Linked DNA regions of Homo sapiens: region 1 is linked to region 2. A link is a loop called in an ENCODE intact Hi-C map of the cell type or tissue named here. Cell type or tissue: IMR-90. All regions are shown on one strand. Links, peaks and the distances in the headings refer to the core of each region. The heading gives the core; the rest is flanking DNA.

Region 1 (12,382 bases), core at 4,383-12,382, 230 kb after region 2:
TGGCCTATCATTTGCTCATTTAAGAGAACTTCAGAACAACAAGAGTACCTGAGATAATGTATTTTGTATAAGGAATAAAATACTCTTAAAAATATATATACATTGCTTGCTATCACCCTATTGCCACCCAAAGAATGTGTTTTATTTTTTACACAATTCTGACCATCCATCGAAGGGTGTGCATTTGGCAGCTTGCTGCTACATCCTGGTAATGAAGGGTGTCAGGTGTTCCAAAAGGTCACATCAGAAAGTATTACAGAAAGCCTAAACCAAACAGCTTATTTTAACTTGGCTACTAGGGTGACAATCTGAAGATCTGGTCACCAGGCTTGGTGGAATCCAACCTGATGACACAGCTTCTGCTTCTTAGGTACGTACAGTCACGCGCGGCGTAACATTTCGGTCAACAATGAGCCGCACGTATGATGGTCCCACAAGATTCTAGTGGAACTGAAACGTCCTGCCGCCTAGTGGCGTCTTGATGCTCCTGACCCTGTGCAGGCCCAGGCTAATGTTTGTGTCTTACTTTTTAAGTTTAAAAAGTTAAAAACAATTTTTAATATGAAAAAGCTTATAGGAAAGTAAGAATAAAAAGGAAGAAAATATTTTTGTATAGCTGTAGTGTGTGTTTTAAGCTAAATGTTCTCATGAAAGAGTCAAAAAGTTTAGAATTTTTAATTTAAAAGTAAAATAAAACGTAAAAAAGTTACAGTAGGTTAAGGTTAATTTCTTATTGAGGAAAAATTTGTAAATCAACGTAGTACAGCCTAAGTGTTGACTGTTTATAAAACTCGGCTTTGCTCAGTACTGTCCTGGGCCTTCACATTCACTCAGCACTCATCACTGACCCATCCAGAGCCACTCCAGTCTTGCAAGCTCCATTCACGGTGAGTGCTCTATACAGGTGAAGCACTTTTCATCCTTTATACCATATCTGTACTATATTTTTTCTATGTCTAAATGTGTTCAGGCACACAAATACTTAGCACTGTGTTACAACTGCCTACAGTATTCAGTAGTAACACGCTGGACAGGTTTGCAGCCCGGGAGTAATAGGCTGCACCACCAGCCTAAGGCTCTACCACCTGTATTTGTGTAGTACTCTCTGATGTTAACACGCACATCTCGGAACACATATCCATCTTAGTTAAGCAACACGTGGCTATGTGAGGACACATACCTCTTTCATACCCTGCTGCATTTCTGACTTCCTACTGTAACTTTTTAAAAACAATCTGTGAATTATGCAGCTTTCTATTTTTATTGTGAATTGTTTCTACTTTGGAGCCTTAGCACTCTAAAATAAAACATTAACTTTGGGCTGAACCCTTAACATTTTTTTTCTCTTCAAGAGCTGACCTTGGTGTATCAAAATTCTGAATAAAATCCATTTACTCAATCCAAAAAAAAAAAACCATGTTATTTCACAAAATGATTTCTTGTATCTTAAGAAATATAAAAAAGGAGCACACAGTGAGTACAAATCAGGATTATCATACCAAAGGTATATCACAGAAAAAGTCCATTATACATTCATACCGTGGAGCAGAATTACTTGAACAAAAGGCAAGAAATGGAAATGTAACTTGTCAACAGAAAAGAACTGCTAACAGACATGGATCTTTCACTTAACATAAAGTTACGACAACCCTCTCCTCCCATTTGTTTCTATATTATCTTACTTTTAGAGAACATTTAAGACATAGGCATCCTTCAGACGTTGCTATTAACACACAGGTAATCTGCCATTGTTATGGGTAACACCACAGTCTATAAGCCCAGTTGATGAGGTCTGCTCCCATCTTCACTCTAGATTTGTATCTTTTCAACTATACCTGCAATCTTTATGGCTACAGGATCCTCTGAAACCGGAACAAGCCCTTCTTTGACTTCAACCTGCTTTTCAGAAACCAGGGGAGATATGGCGGGAGGGGAATACTTAGTTTCCACATAGGCCACCGGCGAGGAGGAAGAGGGCTTAGAATCATGAAAGAGGCTGGCCCAGGACTTGGGCTGGCTGACAGGAAGGGTGCCTGATGCAGAGCCCGTGCCGTCAGCAGGAGGTGATGCACTCTCGGGTTTGGTTGGGTCCAAGTCTATGCTTTCCGTGGTGTGCAACTCCACCCCGTTGGTAGCTGTGCCCTCACCCGAGGATTCAAGTATTTGTCCATTAGCAACTCCAAGGTTTTCAGTAGTATCGGTACCAACGCAGGGCTGAGCCCCAGCTGTCCTTGACAGGGTGTCTCTGCCAGCCTCTGCAGGGAAGCAGGACTGACCAAAATCAGCCCCGGGGCCCCCCTCTGGCTGCCCTGCAGTCCTGGTGTCACTGCCGAGTGCTCCGGGGAAAGGACTGTCAGGCACAATGTCACTGACAGAGTCTGTGGAGTTCTGGGGGCTGTTACAAGTCCTGGGCGTAACTGACGGGGGCATGTCACCCATAAATTCTGCATCCTCTGCACTGACACTGTTCGGGACTGCTGAATTGGCATGGCCATTGACCAGGGCTTCTGTGGAGATACTATCATCGCCACCATCTTTCAAATAGCTGTAATATCCAGGTGGCCGCTTTTTCTTCTTTTTACGCTCCCTTTGTCCAAGACCACCTGAGACACCATCATTTTCCAAAACTTCCGCCTCCACATTAGAACTTCCATCCAAAGCGAGGGCAGAGCCTGGGTACTGGCAGTCGATGGAGCCATAGCTTGCTTCTTTAGTGATACCATCAGGGGTTATTTTGGAAGCTGTACAACCGAGAATAAATTCAGGGGCCTGAGGGTTCAGTGTGCTTGAAATACTGTAGCTGGGGGTTCTCGGCAAAGTGTCACTGGGTTCAATGACTTCATCGACACCAAACTCAATTCTCTGATATTCTTGTCCTGTTTAGAAAGAAAACTATTAGTTAAGAACCCAGTTCTACAAACTCTAAGTACCAGTAATTACTCACTTTCTCTTTGAAAATAAAAACCTTAAGTTCTCTTCCTAATCAACAAATCTATTACGTCCTTTACTTACGCTGAACAATTTGCGGAAAATGAAACAACTATAAAATTATTATTTAATTTGGGGATATGAAAAGCAGAAGCCTGTACTTATCTTTCTAGCTAAGGAAGGCTTTCAGAAGGTAGAAATTAAAATAAATTTGTAATAAAAAGCAAGTAATATTTTGCCAATTTTAAAAATACCCCCCAGTGGAATCTGACTTTCTTATAGCTGCCTTATGCCTGAGATAAAGGAATATGTATTTTGGACAACTTAAATTTTAAAAGATCATGACAACTAACTTAGGGACTTAAAACATGGTTAAATCAGCTTCTGTAGTTAACGTGATTTGATTAATTCCAAAAACATGAACTACGCAAAGAATCCTATACATACTGGATAGGAGAAATTAGAAAGTATAAATTTAAAAACAAAAAAAAAAGATGTCAAAAAAAGATTCAACAACAACAACAACAACAACAAAGAATCCTATATATAAAAGCGCACTTCAGAGCACTCTTCTGAATTCTCTATCTCTTGGTCTCCTCCGCTGGTAACCTTCAATTAAGTCTGAAAAATGGCCCTGACATGAACACATGCAAACGTCCTCTAAATAAATTCACACTGGATTAACCCCATGGGTGGTAAAGCCTTCCAAAAATACCAAAAGAAAAAGTTAGAATTGTGAACTTTTAAATATCTCTTGGGAAGCCTTCAATACTTCCTTCCCAGTTAACCACAATCCACATAATTCATTCCTGCTAAGACAGACGTATTTTTATAGTTTACACCTCTGAAATCAGGTTAAGTTTTAGAATCAATTGTGTCTTTCAACAGAAATCAAGCATCAATGTCACCTTATATTTGATAAAAAGTTACACATTTTGAAGTTAAGGGAAGGACACATGCCTTATATTTCATCTTTAATGCATGAAGATTTCTTCCAGGCTAGCATTAAGGGGCCAATTTTTTTTTCAAGGCATCTATCTTAAGAAAAGAAACTAATACCCAAAGAACGGTGTTCTACTGCGGAGAACTGAATATATTTTACCTTGAAAGGACCCCTAGAAATCTTTTTGTAGAAGAAAAAATACAGACGCTGAGAGGGGCCAGTTACGTGCAAGTGAGTGTGCAGGAGGCTGGAGCTACACAGCCTCCCGAGGCCTCCTGAATCTTCGTATGCTTTAGAATCACAGCCCCCGACTGTGGGGGGTGAAGGGTGGTGGCAGCACAATCCTGCCCCAACAAGAGAAAGTTCCTGGAAAAGAACACTGATGACGATTACACCTAACAGCAAGTTTATGCATGAAGTCACGACCATCTAATTCCTTTGGCTACTATTTATTTTTTGTTTCCTTACTTTGAAAAGAATATCAAGGGGAAATGAATTTATTATCATATGTAGGGGCTGGCTGTTCATTTTGGTTCCATACATCCCCTATTCCCTGATGTTCTGGGGCCGTCAAGGCTCCCCAGATTGAAACGGGTGTGCCTGGGGCGGAAGGCTCCATGTGGAGCCTGCCCTTTGAAGGCTGTGAAATCACATTAGAAACTAGAACGTGTTGTGTCATTCAGCTTATGCAAGACTGATTATTTCTAAGACACAGATGTGCTGTACACATCTCAATTCTCAATCTTATCAGAACATAAAACATTCTAGAATGTGATGTAACGTGAACAGAACCATTTCAGTATGTTATAATTAGTATCAAACATTTACTCAATACCATGTTTGATCATCTCACTAGAAGGCAGATTCCTAGCCAGCACAGTTCCTCTTCTTATGGAGGAACACTCACAATGGACGCCATGTGCCTTGCACCGCATGGCAGAGAGCTCAGAGCCCAATGTGCCAGGCAGACGAAGTGCAGGACGGCCTGCACGCTTGGCTTCAACAACCCAATCAATACATTAGGAAGATGGAAACTCAATACTCAGGTAATGCAGGCAGAGGCTCTTAAAACCACGAATCCTAACACAGCATTTCTCCAAGGCTGCTCACTGCAGTACATGCAGTAGAGAGGACTGGACTACAAGGCAGGGGGCGAGGGAGGGAAATATACAGAGATTAGTGACACAAGGGCCCTGCTCAGAGAGTTCACATTTATTAGGGAGACAAATACAAACAACTGAGAATGAAAACATGGAGGGAGGGGAGAGAAAGCTGTGAATAGCTTTAGAAAAAGGATTCTTCTGGATGCAGGAAACAGTGATCAACTTCTATCAGAAACTAGAGAGGTCAGTGGAACTTGATGGATCACTGAATTGCTAAGGGCAGGGTGAAGGAGTGGTATCTCAAGCTTTAGGAACATCTAAAACAGGCAGTGCTTGAGGTGAAGGACAACCATTCACCTTGATGTGATTATTACTTGTTGTATGCCTGTATGAAAATATCTCATGTACCCCATACATATATACACCTATTATGTACCTACAAAAATTAAAATATAAAAAAATTAAAAAACACAAAAATAGAAAAGGCCGAGATCTAAAAGGGAAGCCACGATGAGGTGCCTCTGCAAAGGGCTTGCTGCAGCTGGAGGTAGTGGGAGGGAGCAGAATAAAGCATCCTAAACCATTCATCCAACAAATGTACTGAGGGCTTACAACATTCCAGATACTACAGGCGCAGTGACAGACACAGAGAAATGGATCCTGCCATCAGCAGCTGAGCAGGCTGGAAAGAGAGGCAGGTCCATGACAGTGCCCACAGGCTCTGTACAGTCGAACAGGCACTGGAAGAGAAACTAATGTCATGGAAACACAAGATACCCAGAAAGGCTGCAGAGAAAAGCAGGCCTGTCACTAACTGTGCAAACTGGTGGCAAGATTCCAGTCGTGTTTTTGGCAGAAAAAAGGCAGGACTTAGAGGGAACAGAGTAAAGAATGGAGAAAAAGGGCCAAGAAGCAGTCACTGAAAAGGGCAGGCAGGCTGGAAGGAGGGAGGGGGAAGCAGAACTCCAGAGGCTGGGGGAGCTGGTGGTGCCCACTGCACAGGGAGGAGGGTGAACTCAAAGAAGTGATGTGCATGGGAACATCATGGGGCATTTGTAAGCACTGGTTCAACATGAGCAGCATGCTCACCACGTGCAAAGCACACAGTGACAGAGGAAGTCCCACTGACTCAGATGTCTGAGAGGTTGACATCAGCCAATTAAAAGGTGGCTCAGGAGGCTGAGCAGCCCGGCTTCCCGGTCCCTCAAGCTTCATTCATTTTATTACTTGTCCTAAGCTATTGTTAGATCTGCTCTTTCCCTTATGGTCTCCCACATTTCTTATAAATCTAAAATTTTAGATATAATCACTCCCTGATGTTACTGGAGATAAAACGTTTGGTTAGTCTTTTCAAGGCTTCTATTGAAGCCTAAATTGTAATTAAAACCCCTTTCATAAGTCTGACCATGCTAACTGAACAGGGAATCCAAACCTCTAACTCTCAAAGAAAAAGTTTGGCATCAGTTTCCTGGAGGCCAGTAAGGGCCTTTAAAGTGATTCAGATTGAAAAATGATCTCGACAAGTTTGAATTGTGCAAGGGCAGCCTGCAATCAATAATTAAACAACCTTGTTGGTATTCCAACGCTGGGTACTTAAGCAATACAAAATCATTGCATCTCCATAAGCACCATCTCTGGCAATCAGCTTAGTGCCTGTGATGGAGACCCAAAAAAGTAACAGACCAGGAGGTGAAGAGTTGACCTGAGTTCCCAAGAGTCAGCGACAGACCAGGACATGAATGTGAACTGCAAGAACAACAGATGCCAGCTGCCCCTTAGTTTACAAAGAACACAGGCTCAGAAGCTAGCTGGCGCTGGAGCCAGCAGGCTGCTTAGCAACAAGACCCAAAGTTCGCTTCAACTCCAGCATGTGCTGATGAAGAGTAACATACCTGTTGCACTCAGAACTGTTAGGAAAAAAAGAACTCAACAACCATTTCCTAAACTAAATCTTACATGGCTGGCACTCCGAAGCACAGGATACGCTTTAAAACCAATTCACTAGTCAAAGTGATTCAGCAATTAAATACATTACAGTTTACAGCAAAAACTTCAAGCTACAAAGAAATGTTTATTCAAATGGGAAACAATGTTTACAGGTAGCCTGCCCACCCAGCACGTATGGCCAAATTCCCTTCAGGGAAATAAGGAGAGAACTAGCTTACCATCAGGTAGTTTATCCACAGCCTGTGTGCCACACAGAACTGTTCCACTGTATGGAGGAAGCTGCACAAGGAATCAGAAAACAAATTTTAATTCAACAAAATGTTAAAACCAACGCTTACCATTTAATTAAGGCAACAATTCATTAAAACTCTTAATCCATACAACTTTGCATGCCGTTACTTCTAGCAGAATAACATACATGAAGAGTCAGTGCAATCTAAATCATCTTCATTTAACGAAAAAAACACAATAGAAATGCTTTCAAATATTTATCACTATTAAACAGATCCGAAAATGAAGCCAAAAGGAATAAAAATGAACTCCAATGGACATGTAAATCAGCTACAATGAAATGCTTATGATACATCCTTCTTTCCACAGGATGTCAGTGACTGACCATCCAGACCACAGACACTTTTGTTTGTGCACTAGCGAAGATGACTCTTCCTGACTGCACCTCTTATTCACGATCACTACATTGCAACACAGCCAGTAGAGGCTGGGACCAGGTCCATGGTCGGAGAGCAGAGGAAAGCGCACTATAAACAAAAAGCCTGGTGACTGCAGCTCCCTTTTTAACACAGTGCCTTAATTAACTACATTAACAGCTAGAAGTCACATTCCTTGTTTGGCAGACAGAAAGCAGAATGGGAACTGTCTGACTTCTTTGTAAAAAGCTGAAAGGTTATCTCAAAAATAACTTAAATTTTTCTTCTTCCTAGCTATTCCATAACATTTATTTAAGAGTTGGAAATGCTTCCAATGGACACATTGGGTGTAAGAAAGTTTAGGAAGGGGCAGGGCATGGTGGCTCATGCCTGTAATCCCAGCAATGAGGGAGGCTGAGGTGGGTGAATCACTTGAGGTCAGGAGTTCTAGACCAGTCTGGCCAACATGGTGAAACCCCATCTCTACTAAAAATACAAAAAATCAGCTGGGCGTGGTGGCAGGCACCTGTAATCCCAGCTACTTGGGAGGCTAAGGCAGGAGAATCGTTTGAACCTGGGGGATGGAGGTTGCAGTGAGCCGAGATCGCGCCACTGCACTCCAGCCTGGGCAATAGAGCAAGACTTTGTCTCAAAAACCAAAACAAAACAAAACAAAAAAAAAACAAACCCTGTCTCTACTAAAAAATACAAAAAATTAGCCGGGCATGGTGGTGGGTGCCTGTAGTCCCAGCTACTCAGGAGGCTGAGGCAGGAGAATGGCGTGAACCCGGGAGGCGGAGCTTGCAGTGAGCCGAGATAGTGCCACTGCACTCCAGCCTGGGCAACAGCACAAGACTCTGTCTCAAAAAAAAAAAAAAGGTTTAGGAAGAAAAGGGGTAAGGTAAGCAGAGAGATAAACTGCTACCTGAGGGCAGAACAAAAGAACAAAAAGACATTCTGGTGCAGCACTTCCCAAAGTCTGTTCACTGCAGTACAAAGGCCAGTGCAGGAACGGCCCTAGGGCCGCAAAGTTCAGAGGCTCCTAGGTAAGTCTCATGCCCAATACTGTATGAGAGCTGCTGCTTGATTGGCTTCCTCAGCTGAGTTCTCCAATGAGATCTCAGCACACCAATTCAATAATCACAGCAATAAAAGCTTCTCTCTGCTAGTAACGCAGTAAGTTCTCTTCCCAGAGAATTATGACAAACAGGAAAACACAGGGCAATTCAAAAGAAGCCAACACCTTCAGGAGTTGACAGCTGCACTTATCTCCACCACCAGGGGGCAACCTAGTACGCATCACGTTGACACCCAGAAGAAAGCATTCTGTATGCTGAGATGGGCTACACTAGCCTTGGCACCCGCAAGGCAAAGACCATTCCACACACCAGCATTGATGCTGGCAGGCACCTGGAGCAGAGAGGTGGGTCTATAAGGGCAGTGGACACAGCGGCCATGTGTGTCTCAGGAAGCCTCCATCTCGTTCAAAACCCTCTGTGGTCAAAGAAGACAGTTTAGAAACTGATACATAGAATGCCCTCTTTTTCTGTTAATGACACTAGGATGCCCCCTGGTGACAGAAAGCTGTGTTATTTTGAGGCATGAAAAGTGTTTTGAATCACTCTATTTTTACACAAAATTTATTGTAACATCAAGAAATCATCTTTTTCTGAGTCAAAACAGTTTCATCACTATTATATCAATGTTCTCTTCACACTTCCCAGTATTCTGTTCTGCTCGGGGAAGAGAGAATGCTGAAGGAAACCTCCAGACCCGAGAGACTGCAGCAGGCTGGGAAGACGCACAATTCAGAGAAGGGACCTCTTCACCCATCCACTTCACAAGGCAGAGAGCTGTTAGAACCCTGCTCACCATCTTCCGGCTGTCCCCTTCCTCAACATTCAACCACGGGGTGTGAACACTCACTCAACTCCCAGCCACTCCCACAACATGCAGAAGAAAACCCCAGCAATCGGGAAAAATACACAGATGACGCTGAGGACAAGCCAAGTGGAGAGGCGGGGCCGGTAATGCCAGGTGGCGCTGACTGAGGGTGGAGAGGCTGGAAAGGCTGGACCAGTGACACCAGGTGGCACTGACTGGGCACTCAGGGTGTGCCAGGCACACATCCTGCTCCTCAACAACTCTGGGGAGGAGGTCCTGTTACTGTGGCCCTCTGACAGATGAGGAAGCCAGGCGACACTGCCAGCTTCAGATGAGGAAGCCAGGTGACAGTGCCAGCAGGTGACACTGCCAGTAAGAGGCACAGCAGGGATCTGGTGAGACGACCACCAGCAAACTCCCAGATGACACTGCCACCTTCAGTAAGCATGCTCAACACACTTACTTTGATTTGCTAAGCTGATAAAAGAGCGCACCTGCAGGAATGCCAGATGGGTTGTGGCACTGTGGAAATGTGTGTGTTTTATTCCACAGGCACACAGCACCTTTCATTCAGCAAACCTCCCTCACACATCAGATGCACTTAGTCTGTGGTAACTGGGTATCTAAATACACAACAGAATAAAAGTGCCAGGATGGTTCGAAGTTCACTCATTAACTATATAACTATTTGTAAGAATACAAAGTTCAAAAATCAAAGCAAAGACATAAAATTCCCTAGACAAATGCAAAGTGAGCAAGGGAAAAAACTGTCATCTATTAATAGTTATGCTAAACGCACAGTGTGAAAACAGTGCTGCGGCCTTGTGAAAAGGATACCTGGGCCCGTGGCTATAGGAAGGTCATGTTCTGAAGTCTCCCTCTGGGCTACCTGTGTGTTCTGCTTTCCGTCTCAAAGACTCTCCTGAACCACAAAGCCCTCCTTTAAAATCCCATTAAGATACCAAATTAGGCCGGGCGTGGTGGCTCACGCCTGTAATCCCAGCACTTTGGGAAGCCGAGGCGGGCAGACCACGAGGTCAGGAGATCAAGACCATCCTGGCTAACCCGGTGAAACCCCGCCTCTACTAAAACCACAAAAAATTAGCCGGGCGAGGTGGCGGACGCCTGTAGTCCCAGCTACTCGGGAGGCTGAGGCAGGAGAATGGTGTGAACCCGGGAGGCGGAGCTTGCAGTGAGCCGAGATCACGCCCCTGCAGTCCAGCCTGGGCGAGAGAGCGAGACTCCCTCTCAAAAAAGAAAACACACCAAATTAAGAACTGTCTCTACTCTCTACTCTCCATGAGTACCCACACACACCCACACCACACACACTGCCCACTGCCAACACTATGTCATCGGGGGCTTATTGACTCAGTCATGGTTGGGATGTGTGCTACTTCCAAAGCTGAGATTCTGGAAACTAAAGAATGGTGAGCATTTTCTCTTTCTTTCTGAACATAAATAACAGGATTACGACTGAGGTTTAAACATGCTTATTAAATAAGGTGACTGCATTTTTTCCACTGGAGAAAATAATTTTTAAATCACTGGAGCACAACTCTAGAAAAGATGCCAGCTACCTTTCACCTGAATTCGTTTCTCCTGATGCCACTAAATTACTAGCCACCTTATCTTGCCAGTGGCAAGCTGCCAAGCAAGCAAACTAAAAGACAAAGCAGCCCTCCGCTGGCAGGAGGCGCTTCTGCAGGAAGGCAGAATGCTCTTTCATCTTAACATCCCACATTTCTTAATTTTGGTTTTTCAATTCATGGCCCCAAGTAGAGAAAACAATATTTTATCAAGCTCCTAACAACGGAGAAAAAGCATATGAAAAATTCGACTAGATTGTAACTCATGCCACAGCCACATGGTAGAAACACTGCATGTTTGAGCGGCAATTATGTTACCTGAGAGATAAAAGGCCAAACTGTGCTGTAGAAGTGACACGCCCTCCCCTCGCCACTCACACACCCACAGGTCCAAGTGACACGCCCTCGCCACTCACACACCCACAGGTCCAAGTGACACGCCCTCGCCACTCACACACCCACAGGTCCAAGTGACACGCCCTCGCCACTCACACACCCACAGGCCCAACCACATGCCGCCCCATGAAAGTGAGTTCCTGTGTAATCATGTGCTATTATAATTCAGATTCCTGAAGATTGGGGAAAACAACTCCATCCGATTATGTTAATTAGCCTGCATTTCCCTTTTGCAGGTTACTGTGATTTTGATAAACTCTTTTTATACCCCTCCAAACTTCACCGTATGTTAAAAAATAAGAAAAACAGAAAAGCCCAAATAAGCCCACACACACTACGAGTTCTGAAGCTTGAGCTCATTTTCATGAGACACAGTCACGTCTTCTGTGAATAAAAGGTTTGGCATAACTTACCATCTGTACCCTTTTCATCCATTTCTACTAACATCTGTTACTCACTAGTTATCGGACCATACATTAGCTGATTTCCCAACATTTCTGTGACGTGAATAAGCATTCTGCATTTTTTCAATTTAAAAAACAAAAGAAAGAGAAAAGAAATGGGAGGCCCAAAAGGAAAGAACGTGCCCAAACCCTCCGAGCCTGTGGAAGTGGCAGAACTGAAGCGACCCCAGGCCTTCAGACTTGAAATACGGTGCACTTTTCACTTTCCTATCACATGAAAACTCAAGTTTTTGTCTACTCACTTGCAAACAGGTACCCACCCATCCACATGTGTACACACTTGAGAAAACCTGTAGCAACTAAAACGTATGGTTACATCAGTGTGATGTGGGAAAAAATACAAAATCCCCTTACTTAAAAACACACACACCACACACACACACACACACACACACACACACACACACACACCACCCGGGCCTGGCAGCACACACCTGTAATCCCAGCTATTCAGGGGCTGAAGCATGAGAACCCCCCTGAG
Region 2 (11,688 bases), core at 1-8,000:
TGGTCAGTGTGTGCCGCAGCCCTGCCTCGCTTACCTTTCAGAGGCCAGATGGTCAGTGTGTGCCGCAGCCCTGCCTCGCACGTGCTGTGCCTTGGGGCTCCTGGTGGCATTCCAGACACGCGGAAATGAGAAGGAGACTCGAACACGGAGGCGCACACCTGAGCCGGGCGGCTGCATGGGCAGCAGCCCTCCAGCTTGTGTTTGTGGCTCTGCCGAATTTTGCTGCAATATTATTTGTATTCCTTATATTAGATTGTTATGTAGGCTCATTGTATAGAAGGATGACGCTTGCATTAAAACAAAACAAAAATATCCTCCAAATAGGAAGGTGGCTAAATCCTATCTTCTATTGTACATGAACTTGGCTTGGGTATGGAAGCAGGGGAAAATAGCTTGAAGGGTAGCCTGGGAGCCGCACACAAAAAGCAGGGTGCCCATAAAAAAAAGCACAAGCGCCCTACAGCATCTCCTGAGGAGCCTGTTTAAAACCGCAATGCCCCTCATCCAGCTGCTAATTTTAGCCAAGACAACCTGAAGACGCCAAGGGAAAATTGGTTTTCCGTGTGGCTGGTTCTGGGCGCTGAAAGCTGAGCCAATCTCTGAGCTCTAAGAGAGCGAGTAGCTCAGCGGTCAGGCCCGACAGGCCCATGCAGGCGGCTTCCCAAAAGGGCCAGCAAGTTTCCGAAGAAAGTTCTAGGCACAGCACATCTGCAGTCCAGAGAACTCCGGGTTTCCTGCCTGCTCTCCCCTCCCCATTCACCGAATATATGTGCGTCCCACGTTTCGTACATGATCAAGTTTAGTTGTGATGACTGAATACTTTGCTGCTAAACCAGATAGGGGCCTCTGATTTTTTGGTCCAACTTTTTGCTTTTACAGAGGTGAAGCTGCCTCGTGTGCCTGTTCCAGCTGTCGCTGAGTGCCTGCACCCCAGCCAGCCTCTGCCACGGGCAGCATCTGCACCATCTCCCCCATTCCCTGCTGAGAGGGCCTGGCTTCTGCAGGGTTGGTGGGTTCAATCTTCTGGGTCCCAGGGTCTACACCTTCCAGATCCTTCCAGTGGTATAACCGCTCCCTGAGAGTTGCTGGAGAAGGGGTGCCTTATTCTTCAAGTTTCCGGTATTTTGGCTCACCTAAAAATACCTTATTCTGCCTCACCTTTGGTTGATGGCGTAGCTAAGTACTTTTCACTCAGCCTGTTGGAGACACCACCCCACCATCTTCTGGCTCCCAGAGCAGCCATGGAGAGCCCACACTCTCCTGGCCCCTGTGCTGTGTGACCTAGCTTTTTTTTTTTTTTTCTTTTTTGAGATAGGTTCTTGCTCTGTCACCCAGGCTGGATCTCAGCCCAGACTGGAGTACAGCAGCGTGATCTCAGCTCACTGCAACCTCCACCTCCTGGACTCAAGCAATTCTTGTTCCTCAGCCTCCTGAGTCACTGGGACTACAGGCCCTTGTCACCACGTCCAGATAACTTTTTTGTATTTTTGGAAGAGACAGGGTTTCGCTATGTTGCCCAGGCTGGTCTCGAACTCCTGACCTCAAGTGATCCGCCCACCTCGGCCTCCCAAAGTGCTGGGATTATAGGCGTGTGCCACTGCACCTGGCCCACGGCCTCTCTTTAGTTCCTCGGTTTCTCAGGGTTGTCGACAAGGTGCCTTGGCCTCAGTTCTCCCGCTGGCTGTGCTGATGCTCAGTAGACTCCACCTGACACTCAGCTTTCTGGTTCTGGCAGACATTCTGTGTTATGTCTTTGGGAATCCCATTCACTCCATTTTTTTCTTAATTTTAAGATTGCATGTTGAACCACCTAGACTGATCCTCTGATTTTCTTATTACACACTCTGTTTTCTGGAAATCTTTAGCTTTGCTTTTTTTTTTTTTTTTTTTAGATGGAGTCTCGCTCTGTCCCTCAGGCTGGAGTGCAGTGGCACGATCTCCGCTCACTGCAACCTCTGGCCTTGCAGGTTCAAGTGATTCTCCTGCCTCAGCCTCCTGAGTAGCTGGGATTACAGGCGTGTGCCACCACGCCGAGCTAATTTTTGTATTTTTAGTAGAGACGGGGTTTCACCATGTTGGCCAGGCTGGTCTTGAAGTCCTGACCTCAAGTGATCCGCCCACCTCGGCTTCCCAGAGTGGTGGGATGACAGGTGTGAGCCACCACGCCACGCTTTGTCTTCTAGCTCTTCTGGATGTTTTTTAAAATTCAGGCTATGGTAGATTTAATTTCCAGAAGCTTTTTATTTTCCTTTGTGTTTTTGAGGAAACATCAGCCAGAGTGTCTTCTGCGGATGCCCTGCTGTTCCCTGTCTCTAAGGATACTGGGGTTTCGTTCTGCATTTCCCCTGGCTTCCTGGGTGGTGTACTCCCAGGCTCCCCACTCCGCATTCTCTCCTCTGCGTGCTCTCTGGCTTTCCTATTAGAAGCCCTCCTCCATGTTCTGCGTGAGACACCAGCCCACTGCCTGGCAGGGCTGTGTAGGGAGCCAGCTTTTCCATGAGGCGGCCCCCATCTCCTGACTGGAAGACTGGCTGCTGGGACTCGGTAGAGAAGGGCCCAGAAGCTTCGCTGGGCAGTAAATAGACCAGCTCCTCTCTCCTTTTCTGCCCCGAGTAGTGCCTGCTGTCCTTGACCCCGTGATCTTCCAGGAATAGCTGCCCCTCTCCTTTGGGGTCTGGGGGGTGGTACCTAGGAGTCTGACCTCCTCCTACAGAAAATTCTTTCCCCATCCTTCGTATCTGGGAACCAGCTGTCAAGCTCTGGTGTTCCTTGGTGCTCCCCCCACATCCCTGGGAGGCAGTGTGGCCAAGGTGGTCATTTCACAGGTGGGGAAATGGAGGCCAAGAAGCTTTCTGACATGCCCAGCTGGGTGAGTAACAGGGCTGACCTCTCACGGTGTCATCAGCCCATGCTCAGGAGAAAATTTCCCCCAAATACGACAGCGCTTCTTTATGGAAAACCTGCCTGTCCTGTGCTGATTTAACACGCACCGTTTCCCTTAACTCTTGCAATCATCACCATCTCATAGATGGGGAAAAACTGAGGCTGAGAGAGGTTGCTCGGGGCCCATAGGCAGCAAACAAGGATCGTATTATGTTTAACATGATCAGCACTAGCTCTTTAATCATGGTGCCATTACTAATGATGTGAGAAACTCTAACAGGGACTTTCCTCCAACTCACCTGATCATCCAGAAGCACAGAACTCCATGGGGGCCAAAAGCTGCCACTTTGTGGATCTGCCCACGTCACCGATGGTGGCCACATGGGAAGTGGGTGCCAGGTGAGGGACTTATCCTGCAGGGAGAAAACGGGTTGGCCCCTCAGCGTGTGCTGCATGACGGCCACCAGGGGGCGCCACGAGACAGCAAATACCCACACACTGCTCAGGCCGCGGGAAGTTCACCCATCGCTGGCCCATCTGCTCAGTAGGTCCACAGATATTTACAGAGCACCTACCGTGTGCCAGCAAGGCGTCTGCCCTCAGTAGACTCTAATTAGCTGGGTGCAGTGGCTCACACCTGTGCTCCCAGCACTTTGGGAATCCAAGGCAGGTGGATTACTTGAGGTCAGGAGTTTGAGACCAGCCTGGCCAACATGGCAAAACCCCGTCTCTACTAAAAACAAAAAAATGAGAGGGACATGGTGACTCACGTTTTTAATTCCAGATACTCGGGAGGCTGAGGCAGGGGAATCACTTGAACCCGGGAGGCGGAGGTTGCAGTGAGACAAGATCGTGCCACCGCTCTCCAGCCTGGGTGAACAGAGTGAGACTCAAGAAAAAAAGACACTAATACAAGAAATTAAATATGCAATTTGTAGACTGTGATTTCTGCTATCAGCATTGAGAAAAGGAGATATCCCCTATCAGGGTGGATATTGTGGAGGATGAGTTGTCAGGAAAGGGCCCTGGAGGGAGGTGAGGGGTTGCAGCTGCGGTTACCAGATGTGCAAAGGCCCTGGGGCAGGAAAGGGCTGGGTTTTTTGCAGTTTCCCTCCCTCAACATGTCCCTTCTGCACAGTGGCTCATGCCTGTAATCCCAGCACTTTGGGAGGCTGAGGCGGACGGATCACCTGAGGTAAGGAGTTCGAGACTAGCCTGACCAACATGGGGAAACCCCGTTCCTACTAAAAATGCAAAAATGAGGCAGGCATGGTAGTGCACGCCTGTAATCCCAGCTACTCTGGAGGCTGAGGCAGGAGAATTGCTTGAACCCAGGACGCAAAGGTTGCAGTGAGCTATCACCCCACTGCACTCCAGCCTGGGCGACAGAGTGAGACTCTGTCTCAAAACAAAACAAAACATGTCCCTTCCTTTCCCACCCTCAGCCTGTAACTTCCCCACTACAGCATCACATCTAACTGGGGGAAGGCTCATACTGAAGCTGTTCTCAGTCCCCCAAACCTTAATATGAATGAACTTGTTTTATTTAGGACAGTGGTTTTCAAAGTGCATTCCCCTCCCCGGACCGGGAACACCGGCATCACTAGGAACTTGTTAGAAATGGAAATTCTCAGCCCCACCCCAGACCTCCCCAGTCAGAAACTCTGATGTCCACCCAGTGATCTGTATTTTAGCAACATGCTCCAAGTTGAAAATCACAGCTTTCGCACCCAGCATTGGAAAGAGTAGGGGATTCCCTGGGTGGAGGGGAACAGGCTTTTCAAGCTCAATGCAACCAGAAACCACCAAATCTGGTCATCTGCCGGCTATTCAGGATCCCAGCACCAGCCTCGTCAGCTGCGAGGCCCGGAGTGGGTCACCTCCTGCCTCTGCATCTCAGTTTCCTTGTATGTAAAATGACAACAACTTCTGCCTCGTGTAGCTGCTGGGAGGATCAGCAATAATGAATCCTGAAGGGCAGGAGGATGCTTGGCACATAGTAGGTGCTCAAGAAATAGTAAGGATGGCCGGGCGCAGTGGCTCATGCCTATAATCCCAGCACTTTGGGAGGCAGAGGCGGGTGGATCACAAGCTCAAGAGTTCGAGACCAGCCTGGCCAATATGGTGAAATCCCGTCTCTATTAAAAGTACTAAAAAAAAAAAAAAAAAAAAAAATTAGCCGGGCGTGGTGGCGGGCGCCTGTAGTCCCAGCTACTCGGGAGGCTGAGGCAGGAGAATCGCTTGAACCCGGGAGACGGAGGTTGCAGTGAGCCAAGATTGCACCACTGCACTCCAGCCTGGGCAACAGAGCGAGAGTCCATCTCAAAAAAGAAAAAAAGAAAAAAAAGCAAACAAGAACATAACCAACCAAACAAAACCACGTCCATTTATAACAAAATCCACCAGAGTAAACATTTACAATCTCCCCAGAAAGTGTTTCATCCATGGCAGAGAGGCCTGTGGGATTTTAAAAGGCTGCAGCTCTTGTCTTTTAAAACCATGAACATCTTGGTGTTTGTCTAGAGCTTTTCTCTCTGCCTGGAGGTACTTTTCCGTCTGTCCTCGTTTCTCCAAGTAAACCCCAAGGAGGTGAGGGGTGGCCATCTCCCAGATGCTTCCACCGAACACACAGACACCCCACCCCAGGTCATCTTGGGTTAAGACTGCAAGCTGGTGGCTGAGACCTAGAGCTGCCCCCAATGGCGTTGATGAAATACCTTTAGTCAGTTGCTAAGATCTACGTATCAGGAGATTCCACCTTGAAATTCAGATTCATTGCCTCCCTGGGCCCCAATTCTTCCTGGCTGGAGCTGGAGGCTGTGCCTGCGCACACCCACCCAGGACAGCATTTCACTTTTAGAAAAATAATATATTGAGATAAAATTCACGTGATGTAAGAGCAACTAATTTAAACTGAATAAGTCAATGGCGCTTAATATCATCTATTTGCAATCTTGTACAAGCTCAATCCTATCTAGGTCCAAAACATTTGCATCATGCCCATTAGCAGCCAGTCCCTACTCCTCCTCCCCGTCTCCTCCCCCGGCCCCTGGCCCCGACTCGTCTACTCTGTTTCTATGAATCTGTCTGTTCTGGACATTTCATAGAAACGGAATCTTGCAAAACGTGTCCTTCTGTGTCTGGCTTCTTTCACTCGGCATTATGCTTTCAGGTTCTGCCCATGTGGTAGCGCGTGTCCAGACTTCATGCCTTTTTATGGCAGAACACGACAGCATCACGTGTTTGCGCCTGTATCGCCGTTATCCACCCAGTATCCCACAGCAACCTCGAGGCAGGGTGGGCCCTGATCCCACCTCCTTTTTGCCTGCTTTGGCCTCGCCCCCTCCTCTACCAGGCCTCGCTAGCTCACTGCCCCCAGGGCCGCTCATATTGGTGGCAAACGTCCTCTGAGGAGCAAGTCTCTGATGGATGCAGGCAGTCCCTGTGCTCACCTTCCTAGCTGGGTGCTGCATTTTATTAGAAAAAAATTTTTGATTTTTCACTTGGAAATAATTTCAGACTTACAAAAAAGTTGCAAATATAGCAGAGATTTCCTACATACCCTTTATATAGCATCCCCCTCCCTTTCTTTTTTCTTTTTTTTTTTTTTGAGACAGAATTTCGCTCTTGTTGCCCAGGCTGGAGTGCAGTGGCGAGATCTCGGCTCAATGCAGCCTTCCAGTTTCAAGTTGAAACCTCAGCCTTCCAGTTGCAAGCGATTCTCCTGCCTCAGCCTCCCAAGTAGCTGGGATTACAGGTGCTCGCCACCACGCCCAGCTAATTTTTGTATTTTCAGTAGAGACGGGGTTTCACCATGTTGGCCAGGCTGGTCTCGAACTCCTGACCTCAGGTGATCCAGCCGCCTTGGCTTCCCAAAGTGCTGGGATTACAGGCATGAGCCATCGTGTCTGGCCTTTTTGTATTTTTTTTTTAATTAGAGATGGGGTTTCACCATGTTGGCCAGGCTGGTATCAAACTCCTGGCCTCAGGTGATCCACCTACCTTGGCCTCCCAAAGTGCTGGGATTACAGGCGTGAGCCACCGCGCCCGGCCTAACCCCTGGGCAATTATTGAAACTAGGAAGCTGGCATGGAGGCACCACTGTCAACTCGTCCGCAGCCTCTTCCAGATCTCACAATGACCCGCGGGGCCCCCCAGATCCAGGCTGGCTCTCACAGTGCTCATGTCTCCTGGGACTCCTCAACTGGAGACAGTTTCTCAGTCTTTCCTGCCTAGCATTAGCCAGATATTTTGTAGAATGTTCCTCAATTGGGGCTTGTCTAACGCTCCCTTAGGAACACATCTGGGTTCTGCTGTGCCCCATCTTAAGGCCTCTGCTCCTTTCCAGGGCAAGCAGCTCCGGAAGGACGGAGTAAACAGGCGGGGAGCGCCAGCCATGGCCACCACTGTCCCCCATCACAAAGGTCAGGCTTTCTACCAAGAACTGGAGCTTCACAGGGGAAGGCGCTGAGTGGACAGGCACCACTTGTAGGATCTGCCTCTGCCCTGAGATGACTCCATCTGCCCCAGGAAGACACCGCAGGGCCACCTCTTTCTGTCTGGGCTCTCCACAGCCCTCCAGCCCCTCCTTCCCTGGGAGGCTGAGATCACAGCAGGGGCCCCCGTTAAGCTGGGGCTTATGAATGGTTGGTGGGCTGGGGGGCTTTAGAGATGAACTTCCCGCTGGGGCTGGAGGCTCTGAGCCCACCTTTGGGGTCTGGCTGGTGGGTCTGGGGACAACATCGTTGGGGCTGCCCTCCTGGCCCAGCCCTTCCTGACCTCTTACTGCTGGGGCCTGGGAAGCGAGGGCTGGGCTGGGATCGGGGTACCAGCTTCATCCAGAAGGAGCTGAGTACTTCAGCAGCTGGGCTTGCTGCATTGTGCATCTGTGATTGTGTGTGTGCGTGATTCTGTGTGTGACTGTGTGTGAGCATGATTGTGTGATCTGTGTAATCATGTGATTGTGTATGTCATTGTGTGTGACTGTGATTGTGTGTGCGCGATTGTGTGTGATTGTGCGTGACTGTGTCTGCGCGTGATTGTGTGTGTGCGTGATTGTGTGTGCGTGATTGTATGTGCGCGATTGTGCGTGATTGTGTGCGCGTGATTGTGTGCGTGATTGCGTGCTGGTGATTGTGTGTGCGCGTGATTGTGCATGATTGTATGTGATTGTGTGTGCGTGATTGTGCGTGATTGTGAGTGCGTGATTGTATGTGATTGTGTGTGCGTGATATTGTGCGTGCGTGATTGTGCGTGATTGTGTGTGCGTGATTGTACGTGCGTGATTGTGCGTGACTGTGTGTGCATGATTGTGTGTGCGTGATTGTGCATGATTGTGTGTACGCGATTGTGTGTGCGTGATTGTGTGTGCGTGAATGTGATTGTGATTGTATGCGGCTGCATGATTGTGTGCGACTGTTTGCAATTGTGTGTGTGATTGCGTGTGTGATTGTGTGTGATTGTGTTTGTGTGATTGTGATTGTGTTTGTGTGATTGCGTGTGTGATTGTGTTTGTGTGATTGTGCATGATTGCGTGTGTGATTGTGTGATTGTGTGTGACACTTTGTGTTTACATAAGTGCAGTTTGCATTTGTGTGTGGTTTTTATGTGATTTTGAGTGATCGTGAGAGATGATTGTGTGCACATGTAATTTTGCATGGCTGTATGTGTGTTTATGCAATTTTGTGAGATTATATGTCTGGTGTATGCGAGTGTGCTTAGAACGAGACTGAATTCAGGTCTCTGAAGCTCAGTTTCCAAACTGCAGTGGGAGAAATCTTGGAGACATGGGAGGTGCCCAGACCCAAGTAAGGTTAGGGCTTCCCCGGCTCTCCCCCATCACTCGAGGGGTTGGGGTGCAGGGCAAGTGGCTGTAACACCAGAAACAGAAACAGCAGCACCAGCAGCAGCTACCAACAGTCAAACCCTTAGCTCGGCCAGCTCCCAGTCCTCCCATCCCTCGTGTGCCAGCTCCTCACAAAAGCGCCAGGGAGCAGGAGCTGTGAGGGGAAAACCGAGGCTCAGCGTCAAAACCTGGACCCTCTAAAGCCAGGGTCTTTGGGGTTTTTTAACCTCTATTTATTTGAAAACTATTAAGTTCATGTTTTGAGCGGGTGGTACCCACGCGGGGCCTAGACGGTCTCTGAGCATGTTCAAGCTGACAGGTGCCTGTGCATGCATACACACATTTCAAGCTGACAGGTGCGTGTGCGTGCACACACACGTTTGAAGCCAACAGGTGTGTGTGCGTGCATACACACGTTTGCTCACGGATGTGTTTGTGCACGAATGGTAGCAAACATTCACTTTGCTGTTTTGCACGTCACAACATGTCTTGGAGATCTGTCCCTATCAACAGTCACGGAGCTCCATCCTTTCCTGTCCCTCACCGTGTGGCCACACCACACCTAATGGATGAGGCTCAGGCCCCCTTGGCTCTGTGGCCCACCTGGGTGGGCCAGCCCTGCCCACTCCCATACCCACACCCAGCCTGGCCAAGCCCTGGACCTGGTACGGGCCCTGAAAGGGAGGTCAGAGATGTCTTCTGTTCTCCTGGCCAGCCCTCCCAGGGCAGCACGTATGGGCCCTTGTCTTCCAACTCAATGCGCATTTGTACTTCCAGACTTGGAACAGATGCTTGTTAACTACATGAATGAAGAAATGAATGGCTACTTCTCACTCATTGTTCAAGGCCTGGCTCAGAATCCACCTCTTCCAGGGAGCCTCCCTGGTCACCCCTGGCAGGGTTAGTTCCCCTCCTCGGAGTCCCATAGGCCCACGCCCTCATAACAGCACTCAAGCCCCGGGTATGTGGTTGACAGGTGCTGCATCCGTCCCTGGTTCCTCGCGGTATCGCCTCCTAGCACGGCATAGTGAATGAACAGCAAGCACGTGCTGGCACAGGGTAACGGAATGACCCATGCCCTCTCGTCAACCCCACACCTGAAGCACACCTAAGGGCTCCAGATCCCACTGCGCCCCATGAGGAGGGGTGGGAGAGGTCACCATATCCATTCGATGGAGGAAGCTGAGGCTCCCAGAGATTCAGCCTGTCCCCTGAGGCTGACCCCACCCCTCTGCTCCGTGCCACCTGAATCTTGCTCCCACCGTGTCATCAGCAAAGCAACCTCCAGGTGCTAGGGGTGAGGATGCAGGTCACGGCAAGGGTGGGCTGGGGTGGGGGTGGGCAACACCTCCCGGCATCCTGGGGTGCTCAGGAACGCCAGTGTGGAGGGTGAGGACTGGTGGAGAGGAAGGGGACCCTCCGGTGGAGCTTGATTGGAACACACGCCCTGCAAGGGTGGAGGCTGGGGACTAACTGAGGTCCTTCAGCAATGGGGTGGGCTGCGGGGTGTTGGAAGAGACTGGAGAAAGTAGCCACTGCAGATGATCCGCCCACACCCACCCCTCCCAAAGCTGGAGCCTCTGTCGTGTTCTGGCCACGAAGTTCAGGGCCTCCTTCACCCCCCGTCACCTCTCCTTGGGCAGAGCGGGAGGGAGAAAGAACATGCCCAGCCAGGGGAAAGCTCTAAAGACGAGAAACTCCAGCAGAAGAGGAGATGATGACGAGGGGGACCAGCCGCAGGGCAGATAGTGAAACACAGGATGCATTTCGGGACTGGTCCTCGCCAGTTAAGGCGCACCGTGTCTGCCACTTGGCTTTCCTCCTCCTCTGCTCTCCAAGGGGAGCTCTGCCTTTCCCAGGCTGGTTCCACTTCTAGCAGAGTCGGGGAAGGGGCAGCGAGAGACAGGACCTAGAGAGGAAGGAGGGGACAGGCGAGGAGGCTGTCCTTTATGGCGGAGAATCCAGATTCTAGAGGAGGCCATGAGAAAACAAGCAGAACTGGAAGAAGAAGCTCCTCCCTCTAAGCCAAGCAAGGGCTGGGGGAGGCGAGGGGAGGAGGAGAGGCAGAAATGAGGGCTGGATGTCGGGGGCAGTTCTGGGTGACTGAAGGAAGGTTCTGGAGCAGAGCAGGATACAGGAGAAGCAGGGAGGAGAGGAAGCAGGATTTCGAGAAACGTAATTGTGGGTTAAGAGGTGGATTCCTTTCAATGTTCTAGAGACATGCAAGTAAAACCCCAGATTCCTTTCCAACCATTTTTGGTGACTGGACTGTGCACGTTTGTGACTCTCTCTAGACCGAGCTGTCTGGGACCCTAGCTCATATTCGGGTTACATCCATAAAGGCTGTCTCTACGAGGAAATTGTTAGGAAATTTTCTCTACAAGGCAGACATGAGCAGGTTAGGAAAGGCCCCCCTCCCCCAGGAATATCAGGAGACCCTCAGGTGATGGTCAGGCAGTTGCTAAACTGTCTCTAAAGTAACAATGGGCTGCAGCTGGCATCAAGGAACGGCAGGGTCCCAAGAGATAGAAACACCTGGAGGCCGAGCTTGGTGGCTCACACCTATAATCCCAGCACTTTGGGAGGCTGAGGAGGGAGGATCACCTGAGGTTAGGGGTTTGAGACCAGCCTAGCCAACATGGTGAAAACCCCATCTCTACTAAAAATACAAAAATTATCCGGGCGTGGTGGCACACGCCTATAATTCCAGCTATTCAGGAGGCATGAGAGTCTCTTGAACCCAGGAGGCGGAGGTTGCAGTGAGCCGAGATCATGCCATTTCATTCCAGCCTGGGCAACAGGGTAAGACTCTGTCTCAAAAAAAAAAAAAAAAAGAAAGAAAAAGAAGAAGAAAGAAAGAAACACCTGGAGCTGGTGATCGGCAGCTTCCTGATAAGATCCCAGGAGTGGGGCGAGCAGGCTCAAGCACACACACTAGGAGGCAAAATGGTGGAGTTTCA

The links. A loop is a pair of places that touch in the nucleus more often than their neighbours do. Peaks named below come from ENCODE experiments on the same cell type or tissue, not always from the same donor. Only the 100,000 strongest peaks of a DNase experiment are listed, where the experiment ranks them.
Region 1: a loop joins it to region 2, with 5 times the contacts of the local background. A loop is called at or near these places in 11 of 110 quality-filtered maps.

The regions. Positions count from the first base shown.
Region 1 is chr16:84,735,127-84,747,508 of GRCh38, reverse strand. USP10 (ubiquitin specific peptidase 10) reads right to left here. Exons shown (of 14, transcript NM_005153.3): 3 at 7,140-7,200; 4 at 1,836-2,876. Among named protein-coding and RNA genes, the nearest start is that of USP10, 41 kb to the right of the region's middle. RefSeq lists a silencer at 7,512-7,806 and enhancers at 8,768-8,817, 10,147-11,112, 11,113-12,078. In IMR-90, for the core only: CTCF peaks have their summits at 7,525 and 8,839 (motif pointing right); DNase peaks (open chromatin) are centred at 6,098, 7,588, 7,938, 8,858 and 1 weaker place; H3K27ac peaks cover 952 bases.
Region 2 is chr16:84,962,381-84,974,068 of GRCh38, reverse strand. No RefSeq gene overlaps it. Among named protein-coding and RNA genes, the nearest start is that of LINC02176, 40 kb to the right of the region's middle. In IMR-90, for the core only: a CTCF peak has its summit at 3,344 (motif pointing right); DNase peaks (open chromatin) are centred at 1,348 and 3,368; H3K27ac peaks cover 1,310 bases.